Regions from separate parts of the Homo sapiens genome. Here region 2 is linked to region 1. Evidence: chromatin loops called from intact Hi-C (ENCODE). Cell type or tissue: psoas muscle. All regions are shown on one strand.

Region 1 (5,000 bases):
GACTTGTATATATTTTATGGTAGTAAATGATAAAAGAATAGTACCTAGGCCAGGTGCAGTGGCTCACCTGTAATCCCAGCACTTTGGGAGTTCGTGACAAGTGGATCACTTGAAGCCAGGAGTTCGAGATGAGCATGGACAACGTGGTGAAACCCCATCTCTACTAAATATACAAAAATTAGCCAGAGATGGTGGTGGGCACCTGTAGTCCCAGCTGCCTGGGAGGCTGAGGCATGAGAATCGCTTGAACCCAGGAGGTGGAGGTTGCAGTGAGCCAAGATCATGTCACTGCACTCCAGCCTGAGTGATGGAGCAAGACTGTCTCAAATCAACAGCAAAAAAGTAGTTATCTATATACTTTGTGCATTAATCACATAGCTTTTTCTTAACTTTTAAAATATTTCTAGGCTATGCGGTTCATTTGCAAGCTTTTTTCAAATTGTTGTAAATCTCCAAAAATGTTTCAATACATTAATTATATAGGTTTTTTGAGACAGCATCTCACGCCGTTGCCCAGGCTGCAGTGCAGTGGCACGATCTCGGCTCACTGCAACCTCCGCCTCCCAGGTTCAAGCTATTCTCCAGCCTCAGCTTCCAGAGTAGCTGGACTACAGGAGCCTGCCACCACGCCCAGCTAATTTTTCTAATTTTAGTAGAGATGGGGTTATACCATGTTGGCCAGGCTGGTCTCGAACTCCTGACCTCAAATGATCTGCCCACCTCGGCCTCCCAAAGTGCTGGGATTACAGGCGTGAGCCACCATGCCTGGCCAAAATTTTTCAATACATTTATTGAAAAAAAATCCATGTGTGCAACTCATGTTGTTCAAGGGTCAACTGTACATTTTTGTGTTCTCTTGTGTTACATTTCACAATAAAAATAAGACATGACATTTCATTACTGTTTTTGGTCTGTCTCAATTTCCTACTATTTCCATGGCAGACAGCTGTTGAGCTCAACATTACTCCACCTATCTCGATTAAGGACTATGGGCAACATGGCAAAACCAGCATTAAGCAGCAGCAGCTACAGCAAGATGAAAAGAGTTCTGGAGACTGGTAGCACAACAATGTAAATGTACTTCACTATTGAACTGTATACTTCAAAATGGTTAAGTTGGTAAATTTTATTTAATATGTATTTTACAACTCATTTTTTAAAAACGAGAAACAGCTCCAAATTTCATGATCTTACACCCCCTTGGCTATGGAAACTCAATACAGGATGCTTTTATACTATTTTAGTCCTCTGGTCACTTGGTCATGGCCTAGAATGCAAATGAATTAAAACTCCACAACTATAAACTCAAGTAGGTTACAATGTAAGTCTTGAAAGGGAATTTTCTTTGGAGTTGCTGCCTCACTGCCTTATTTATACTACAGAGCACTACAGCCTAAAAGCTGTTTTATAGTCTAAAACTTCAAGGCCACGATCTTTAAGTTCCTTTGGTGTACAATGTTAGTGATCACACATGAAATGAATTAAGAGATCTAAAGAATATTTTAAGTCAATTATCCTATATTCCAATGTATTCAAACTACTATTTCACTTTTGTGCTACAATACAAGTGCTCAAACAGTTACAATATGGTATTTTACTGACAAGATACACTGAACCAAAATGTTGTTTCCTGAGAAAGGTGAGGGGTCTTTCCTTTGGGATTTTTCTAATGAGAAAATTCTATACTGAGACTTGACATTTCATTACCAGAACTTCATGGATGGTTTTGTTAGGTCCCTATCCTTATTAAACAGAGATAAAATTCCTAGTTGGCTAGGTGTTCCCCCTCCCCAAATCCCTTCCAAAAACAAAACAAAAAACAAAAAACAAAAACAAAAACAAAAACAAAAAAACCTGAGATTTTCATTCCAGGGTAAAAGAAGGCCAAATAAAATAGCTTGGTCTAAGATGAAATAATCTAACGTATTTTTTTCCACACATTTTCTTTAAAACCTTTGTGAAAGTCAACAAGGAAGAAGGAGGTATGTGTTCAGTACCAATTCCTTTCAAAACCAAAAGATTTGTAAAAAACAACACTTAACACAAAATTTGAATTAACTTTATTTCCCCTACAGTCAACAACTTCTCTGCATTGAATTTTAAAGCAACAAAGTAAAATAAAATCCCCCAAATGACAAGGTATCAGAAATCCAGACTTCGTTACACTCTATTTGTGAAAATGTTCAGCCATTTTATTGTTCTGTAAAGGAACCATCATCTGGGTCAAAAATGAATTCTATAAATCAAAGAATATTCTACACCTTGGAAAAGAAAATCAGCAGTAACATTCTCACTGAATATTGTAAATTACATTTTTCTTCATAAAAGGTACATACTATTCTGCACTTTTCCACCAAAAGCAGTGGTGTGTTATGCTTGTTATATAAAAAAAAGTTATATCCTGTGGCAGGAAAAACCCTTTCTCTTTCACTTTTACTAAACAACTGGAGAAAATGTTCAAGTCTGTATAAAGTTGCCTATAAGCTGGAAAGTGAACTTGTTCAATCTCCATTTACATTTTAGTGCATTTTTTGACAACTGTCACATTTTTAACAAAAGTAAGAAAATGCATATAGCACTAAAGAGTGTTTCATCAAATGCTTAAGGGATTAAAAAATATGGAGCAGAGAACAAAATCATTGTGAATGGATGAACTGTTGTAAAATGAAAAAAGTCCAGGCAAAGTTGTTACAAGTCTTTTGTCACTTTGATGAGTCACAGAAAATGAACTTTGGATACCTGTCCACTTTAAGGGTTTTTTCCTTAATCTTTTGCATGTAAACATAGTGCTAACTTCAGTACTAAGATACCAAAACTCCGTCCTGGTAAGCAACATCCTGTGTAGTTGCCATGATTTCCAAAAAATATAAATTTAGCCCTTGAATGAATGATGTATGAAATCTGCTCTGTAAGTACCTGGTGAAAACGACTGCTAACAGCAGTAATAATGTGTCAACATAAAAAAACTACTTGAATCAATTAGCTACTCAGAGGTCCATCTTTGAAACAGCAGCTTCTTCTCAGAGCAAACAGTAAGCAACAGAAAATATACATTTGATGAAACATTCTTTGCATTAGAGAAACATGAAAATAAATATAATTCAAGGAAGTATAATGATTCTTCTAATATGTCTTTCTCAGACCTGTACTAGTTTACCGGTTCAAGAAGCTCTCATCACATTTTGTCACTTGTATTTTACATATTGCTATTCGGGTAATTCAAATAAAATGCAGGTCTTGTAAAAGAATAAAAACATTGACAAGTATGCATGTGCCAGGGACCAAATTAGAGGGTTCTTTGGTGCAGTTAGTCCAAATTCTCAGATTTGAAGGATAATATGTACCAATAAAAAAAAAATCTGCTGCTAGACATTTACAGCAGTGCTCTGTCTTGCTTCACATTAGAAATCGAAAACAGCTGTTCTCAACAAGCCAATTTTATTTTTTTAATCAGGCATTGCCAGAAAATTTTGTACATTAACCTGGACCAGTGATGGTTCTGTACCCTCTTTGCTGTGAAACACGACATGAGCTAAAGGCAAAGACCGGTTCTCACAAGGACAACTGCTTCAAGTTAGGAACCAGAACAGTGCATTTAAACAGTCTTCTTAGATATTTTCTTGCCTTTCTTAAAAACCAGCTTATTTTTAATGTAGCCACGCTTCCTTTTGGTAGTCTATAAAAAAACAAAACACATAGTATTAATGCAGGTTTCTTACTGATTAAAAAATCTATAAACACACACATGGTTTACTGAACTATGATGACTTAGTAAGCTCTCTGCTCTTCTTGTGACTGGATTCCTTGAATAGTTCAGTGAACACCACTAAACTGTTAGTGGTGTTTCTTACCTGAGTACACTAACACATTCAAAGTGAAAGGACTAGGTTCCTAGACATCCTCACCATCAAGTGAATGAATCTTCAGCCCTCTTCTCAACCACAAAGTGCTGAGCTGTAATTATTAAAATTTCCAGGCAAGACAGAATATGTAACACTAGACTAAGGAATCAGAAATGGTAATGCTGCTCCTGATTTAGCCTCCAGGAAATTAGGTGTGTGCCAGAAAAACACGTTAACTTAGTAACTCTTAGAGTCCCTGTTTTCTGTAAAATGAGGATGACTGTAACCATCTACAAAAATGAGAGATATAATCACTTGGCACATTCTCTAAAAATAATCCTTTAGGTAGGAAAATAAGCAATTGAAAATGTAAAGCAAAACAATATTCCTTCAGTTTCATACATCTTTTAAAAATAAAATATTTTTCTTAACAATTCAGTATCCCACTAAAATACTTTCAATAGACGTTTCCTAGTATTAGAAACAAATTACCGGAAATGCAGTGGTACAAATTACTGCTAAAATATTTATGTTAGAACCCCACAGGATAAATTATAGGCACATATGTCTTTCAATCTGACACACAGCCCTAGATATTGAAGACAGCAAATATTTTTTGAAACTAAGTAATTTAATGCACCATCAAAGCTCTGGGTTAACAGAGGCAGAAGACTCAAGAGACTGACCACTCAATTCAATTTTCACATTTAAATACAACTCTCAGAGGTTTCAGAAACTGGGTAAATCCTGCATCATGTTCCTTTATCCATGATGTTCAATTCAAGATAATTTATAGTAGTTTCTAACAGGGATGAGAACACAAGGCAAAATGCAATCCTTCTTAAGGTACTAAAAATTAGCTACTGCTAACTTGTTAACCCCATTATATTACCTTATTGTTAAACTGATGTTATTAAGGCACAAAGTAAGAAACTTCAGAGGGTACAATTTTTAAAAATTCAAACCAGATCTAGTAGTTTCTTTATTATAATTACATCCAGATTCTAACAGGATACTTTTTCTATGAGATCTTATGATGTGCCCCAGGAATATCCAAGTGTGTAATAGCCCTCAGGGTGCTTTTCTCCTACTGGCAGTGAACCATGTGCCAAAAAGCCTTTTCTGCAGCCTGGACTACAATTTCTAGTGCCTTAGTCA
Region 2 (5,000 bases), 54 kb after region 1:
CATATACTCTGGTGCTCGTAAATAATAACAAACATGTACTCATTTCTTACTATGTTCTCACAATATTCTATACCTTTACATGTATTAATTTTTAAGTTATATAAGGAAGGTACAATTATTACTTCCATATTATAGTTGATGGAACAGGCACAGGGTGGGGATTTAAACAACCTCCAGTGACAGAGCTGGAAATCAAACCAAGAGAAAACCAAACCCTGGCAATTATGCTATAGACTTTACTCTCAATCACTCAATCACGATGAAAATGTTTTAATCTCTGTAGAACACAAATCCAAAAGTGTATCCAAAAATGTCTATCAACACCAGCTTGTAACAGTAATAGGGCATCAACAAATAATAATGCTATGACAAAGTACTTATCTTTTAAATTTTAAAAACATGTACCTTTTAAAAGAGTTGGTTTAAAAATAAAAACACTGGGTGAGGAATTAGACAACTTAACATTTATATATTAGAGATTACAAAAAATGTTTTCACCTTTTTATAACTTCATTTGGGCTACAAACAACTTTTCATAGTAGTTAGAACTGTAATTATTTCCACTTTCAATTAGTAATAATGAAATTTTAAATGAATGTCATCATCTATTATAATTCTGTAGGCAAAACGTTTTCTGTATCTTAAGAGAAAACTGAATGAGATTCAAAAGTGTCAATTTGTCAAGAGTCAGAGAGTATTTTATGCCAGAACTCAAACACAAGTGTTCTAATTTTCAAATACTGAATCTATTTCCACCGTAAACCTAATTTATTTAAATATATTGTTTTTAAAAAGAAAACAAAGGAAAAACTCACTAGATAACCTCCCAGTTTCTGGGTGAGAATGTTTTACCATTCCATCCTTCTGTTAATATGATCCTTCAAAGCAATGATATCTATAATTTCTTCTACTAGATTATCAACTTCATATAACCTTGTGTAATCAACACATAAAACAGCACCTGCTCCATATTGTATTCTACAAAAATTTCTGTTGAATTAACAAAACAATATCATGCCACTTAAAAAAAAAGATGTAATGAACAAGCTAATCTTAAAACTTATGAAAATGCAAGGCACCCCATATAGCCAAAGCAATCTTGAAAAAGAACAACAAAGTTGAAGGACTTATGCTTTTGGATTTCAAAACTCATTACAAAGCTACAGTAACCAAAACTGTGCGGTAGTGGCATAAAGACACAACATACAGATGGCAAGGGAATGGAACAGAATTGAGAGTCCAGAAATAAACTCATACATTTATAATCAATTGATTTTTGACAAAAGTGCTAAAACCATTCAACAAAAAAGAGTATTTTTCTTTAACAGTGCTAAGATAAGTGGATATCCACATGCAAAAGAATGAAGTTGGAATTCCTCTCTCACACCATATACAAAAATTAACTCGAAATGGATCAAAGACCTAAGTGGAGGAACTTGACATATAAAATCTTTAGAAGGAAACAGAGGTGTAAGTCTTCATGAGCTTCAATTAGGCCAACAGTTTCCTTAAATATGACACTAAAAGCACAAGCAACAACAACAACAAAAATTAATTAGACTTCATAAAAATTTAAAATTCATGCAAAGGACACTATCCAGAGTGAAAAGGCAATCCACAAATATGCTCAAAAGTAAAGGGATTCAAATGTTTCACTACCAAAAGAATCCACTAAACACAAAAGAAGACTAATGGAGAAATGAGGGACAAAAAAAAAGCTATAAGGCATGTAGAAAACAGCACAACCACAGAAATCAGTACCTCTTTACGAGTAATTACTTCCAATGTGTATTAAACTCTCCAAAAACAGAGATTGGCAGAAAGAATAAACACATGATCCAACTACATGCAGTTATGTAAGAGATGCACTTTAAATCCAAAGACAAAGAGACTGAAAGGACAGAAAGTTATTCCATGCAAATAGTAACCAAAAGAGAGCAGGGATGGCTATACTAATATGAGAAAAGACAGACTTTAACTCTATAAAATTCAAAACAAAACAAAATGAAACAAAAAAAGGCAGGGTGTGGTGGTTCAAACCTGTAACTCCAACACTTTGGGAAGTGAGGAGGGAGGATTGCTTGAGCCCAGGAGTTCAAGACCAGCCTGGGCAACATGGTGAAACCTCATCTCTACAAAATTAAAAAAGAAAAAACAGACTTTGAATTTTTTTTTTAAAAAAAAGGTTACAAAAGAGAAAGAACCCAATATATACAGCAATAAAACAGTTCAATACAGCAAGAAGGTATAGCAATTGCAAACATTTATGTACCTGATAACAGACCATCAAAATATAGGAAGAAAACACTTGACAGAATTGAAGAAATAAACAGTTCTACAATAATAGCTGGTGACATCAATACTCTATTCTCAATAATGGATAGAACAACCAGACAGGAGATGATATAGAACTTAACACAACAAACCAACTAGGTCTAAAAGACATGCACAAAACACATTATTGAATAACGACAGCATACACAATTCTTCTCAAGTACACATGGGACATTTTCCAGGACAGACAATATGTTGGGCCGCAGATTAAAGCCAAATATTAATTTCAATAGATTTAAAAAGACAGATACCATACAAAGTATCTTCTCCAACTACAACAGGATGAAGTCAGAAATCAATAACAGAAGGAAAACTGGGAAATAAATTTGTGGAAGTTAAACAAGATACTTACCAACAGATCAAAAAATAAAAATGAGAAAATACTCAGAGATGAATGAAAACAAAACCACAATGTATCAGAACTTATGAGACACCGTCAAAGTAGTACTAAGGGAAAACTTTATAGCTATAAATGCCTACATTCAAAAACAAAAAAAAAAATCTCAAGTCAAAAACCTGACTTCACAAACTACGTTGTGAACTAGAAAAAGAACAAACTAGGGCTGGGCGCGGTGGCTCATGCCTGTAAACCTAGCACTTTGGGAGGCCGAGGTGGGTGGATCACGAGTTCAGGAGTTCAAGACCAGCCTGACCAACATCGTGAAAATCCATCTCTACTAAAAATACAAAAATTAGCCACACGTAGTGGCAGGCGCCTGTAGTCCCAGCTACTCGGGAGGCTGAGGCAGAGAATCGCTTGAACCTGGGAGGCAGAGGTTGCAGCGAGCCGACTGCGCCACTGCACTCCAGCCTGGGCAACAGAGCAAGACTCCGTCTCCAAAAAAAAAAAAAAGAAGGAAAGAAAAAGAACAAACTAAACCCAAAGCTTCCAGAAAGACAAAATTGAATAAATAATAAAGACTATAACAGAGATAAAATAGAGTGCTTGCTTCAGCAGCATATACACTAAAAGAGAGAAAAGAAAAAGAACACAGAAAAAAATCAATGAAACCAAAAGTTGGTTCTTTAAAAAGAGCAACACGATTGACAAATCTTTGGCTAGATTAAGTAAAAAAGAGAGAAGACTCAAATCACTAAAATCAGAAAGCGGGACATTACTACTGATTCCATAGGGAACAAGAAGAATTTTAAGAGAGTATTATCAAGTCTTGTATGCCAACAAATTGAATAGCTTACATCAACAAAGTCCTATTAATAGAAACACAAAAACCTACCAAGACTAAGTCATGATGAAATAGAGAATCTGCAGAGACAACTTGCAAGGAGACTGAATCAGCAATCAGAAATCTCCCAAAAAAGAGAAGTCCTGGTCCTGATGGCTTCACTGGTGAATTCTACTAAAACGTTTAAAGAACTGAACCAACACTAATCCTCCTCAATCTTTTCCAAAAACTGAAGAGAAGGGAACACCTTCTAACTCATTCTATGATGCCAGCATTACCCTAATCCTAAGACAGACAGACACTGCAAGTAAAGAATATTATAAACCAATATCACCTTATGAACACAGATGCATAAATCCTTAGGAAAATACTAGCAAACCAAATTCAGCAGCATATGAAAAAGATTATATACCATGACCAACTGGGACTTATTCATGAATGTAATGTGCTCAAAATTAAAAAATGCAAATGGTAGTTCACTGTGGGTGATTTTTTTCTTTGTATTTTTCTGTTGCATAAATGTCCACAAAATAGAATATTTTATTTTTTAAATTTATTATAAAGTATTTGAAACATACACAAGTGTAGAGAATATTAAAATAGTTATGAACCTAGCTATTCAGACTTTCAAATTCAAAAATTATACATTTGCTTCAGAATATTTGATTTAAAATTTTTTTAGCTGAGCTAGGTGAAGCTCCCTTAATATTGCCCACCTCAGTATCACCCACCCACCCTCAGGAAAACCCATTATCACAAAGCTGGCGTACATGCAGCTTATCTATCACATTTTTATACTTTCTTTATAAACTGCTATTAACAGACATAGTATGATTTGTACTGCTTAAAAACTTACATCAAGGATTTCTCATACTGCACATATTTTATCACAACTTATTTTTCCACTAAGCATTATATTATCAGGATCTAGCCACATACGCATGTATTATTTTTATGATTTAAAATATTATATAGTTTATTAAAAGGCATTCAACAGAGGTTCTCGATTTTAAGGTGTTTTTTTTTTTTTCTCCTCAGCTGCACACAATAAACAAAGAGTTTTTAAAAACACTTTTTGATAAGTACAGCAGCACTGGCAACATCCTACTGCTTGGTATCATCTTCACTTGAATGGGTATTTTTCTTTCTTCTCTTTTAAACTCAAGATTAAGACACTGTCTATACTGATCACATTGCAACCTTCTCCTCCAGAATTCCATGCTAGAGCAAAAATACTCATTAGCCAAGTAGTTTTGAACAATATAAAATAATTATTAAAGAGAAAATTTATGCTGCCATTCACCTAGCTACCTAAAAATATACTTAATAAAATATACAAAAACATATTGACACACACAAATTTTGGTAATTTCTATCACTGGAAAATTACAAGCTAAAGCTAAAATAATAAATACATAAATAAATGCAAGCTCTAAAGTGAACCCAAGTAGCATCATATTTCATACACAGGGGAAAAAATCA

What was found. A loop is a pair of places that touch in the nucleus more often than their neighbours do. Peaks named below come from ENCODE experiments on the same cell type or tissue, not always from the same donor. Only the 100,000 strongest peaks of a DNase experiment are listed, where the experiment ranks them.
Region 2: a loop joins it to region 1, with 2.5 times the contacts of the local background. A loop is called at or near these places in 3 of 110 quality-filtered maps.

Annotation. Positions count from the first base shown.
Region 1 is chr3:31,634,660-31,639,659 of GRCh38, reverse strand. It overlaps STT3B (STT3 oligosaccharyltransferase complex catalytic subunit B), which reads right to left. Exons shown (of 16, transcript NM_178862.3): 16 at 2,044-3,676. The coding sequence ends at 3,596. Among named protein-coding and RNA genes, the nearest start is that of OSBPL10-AS1, 67 kb to the left of the region's middle. In psoas muscle, no CTCF peak of the experiment used is centred here; no DNase peak of the experiment used is centred here.
Region 2 is chr3:31,580,488-31,585,487 of GRCh38, reverse strand. The region is part of intron 3 of STT3B (STT3 oligosaccharyltransferase complex catalytic subunit B); the gene reads right to left. Among named protein-coding and RNA genes, the nearest start is that of STT3B, 50 kb to the right of the region's middle. In psoas muscle, no CTCF peak of the experiment used is centred here; no DNase peak of the experiment used is centred here; H3K4me3 peaks cover 1,553 bases; H3K27ac peaks cover 2,038 bases.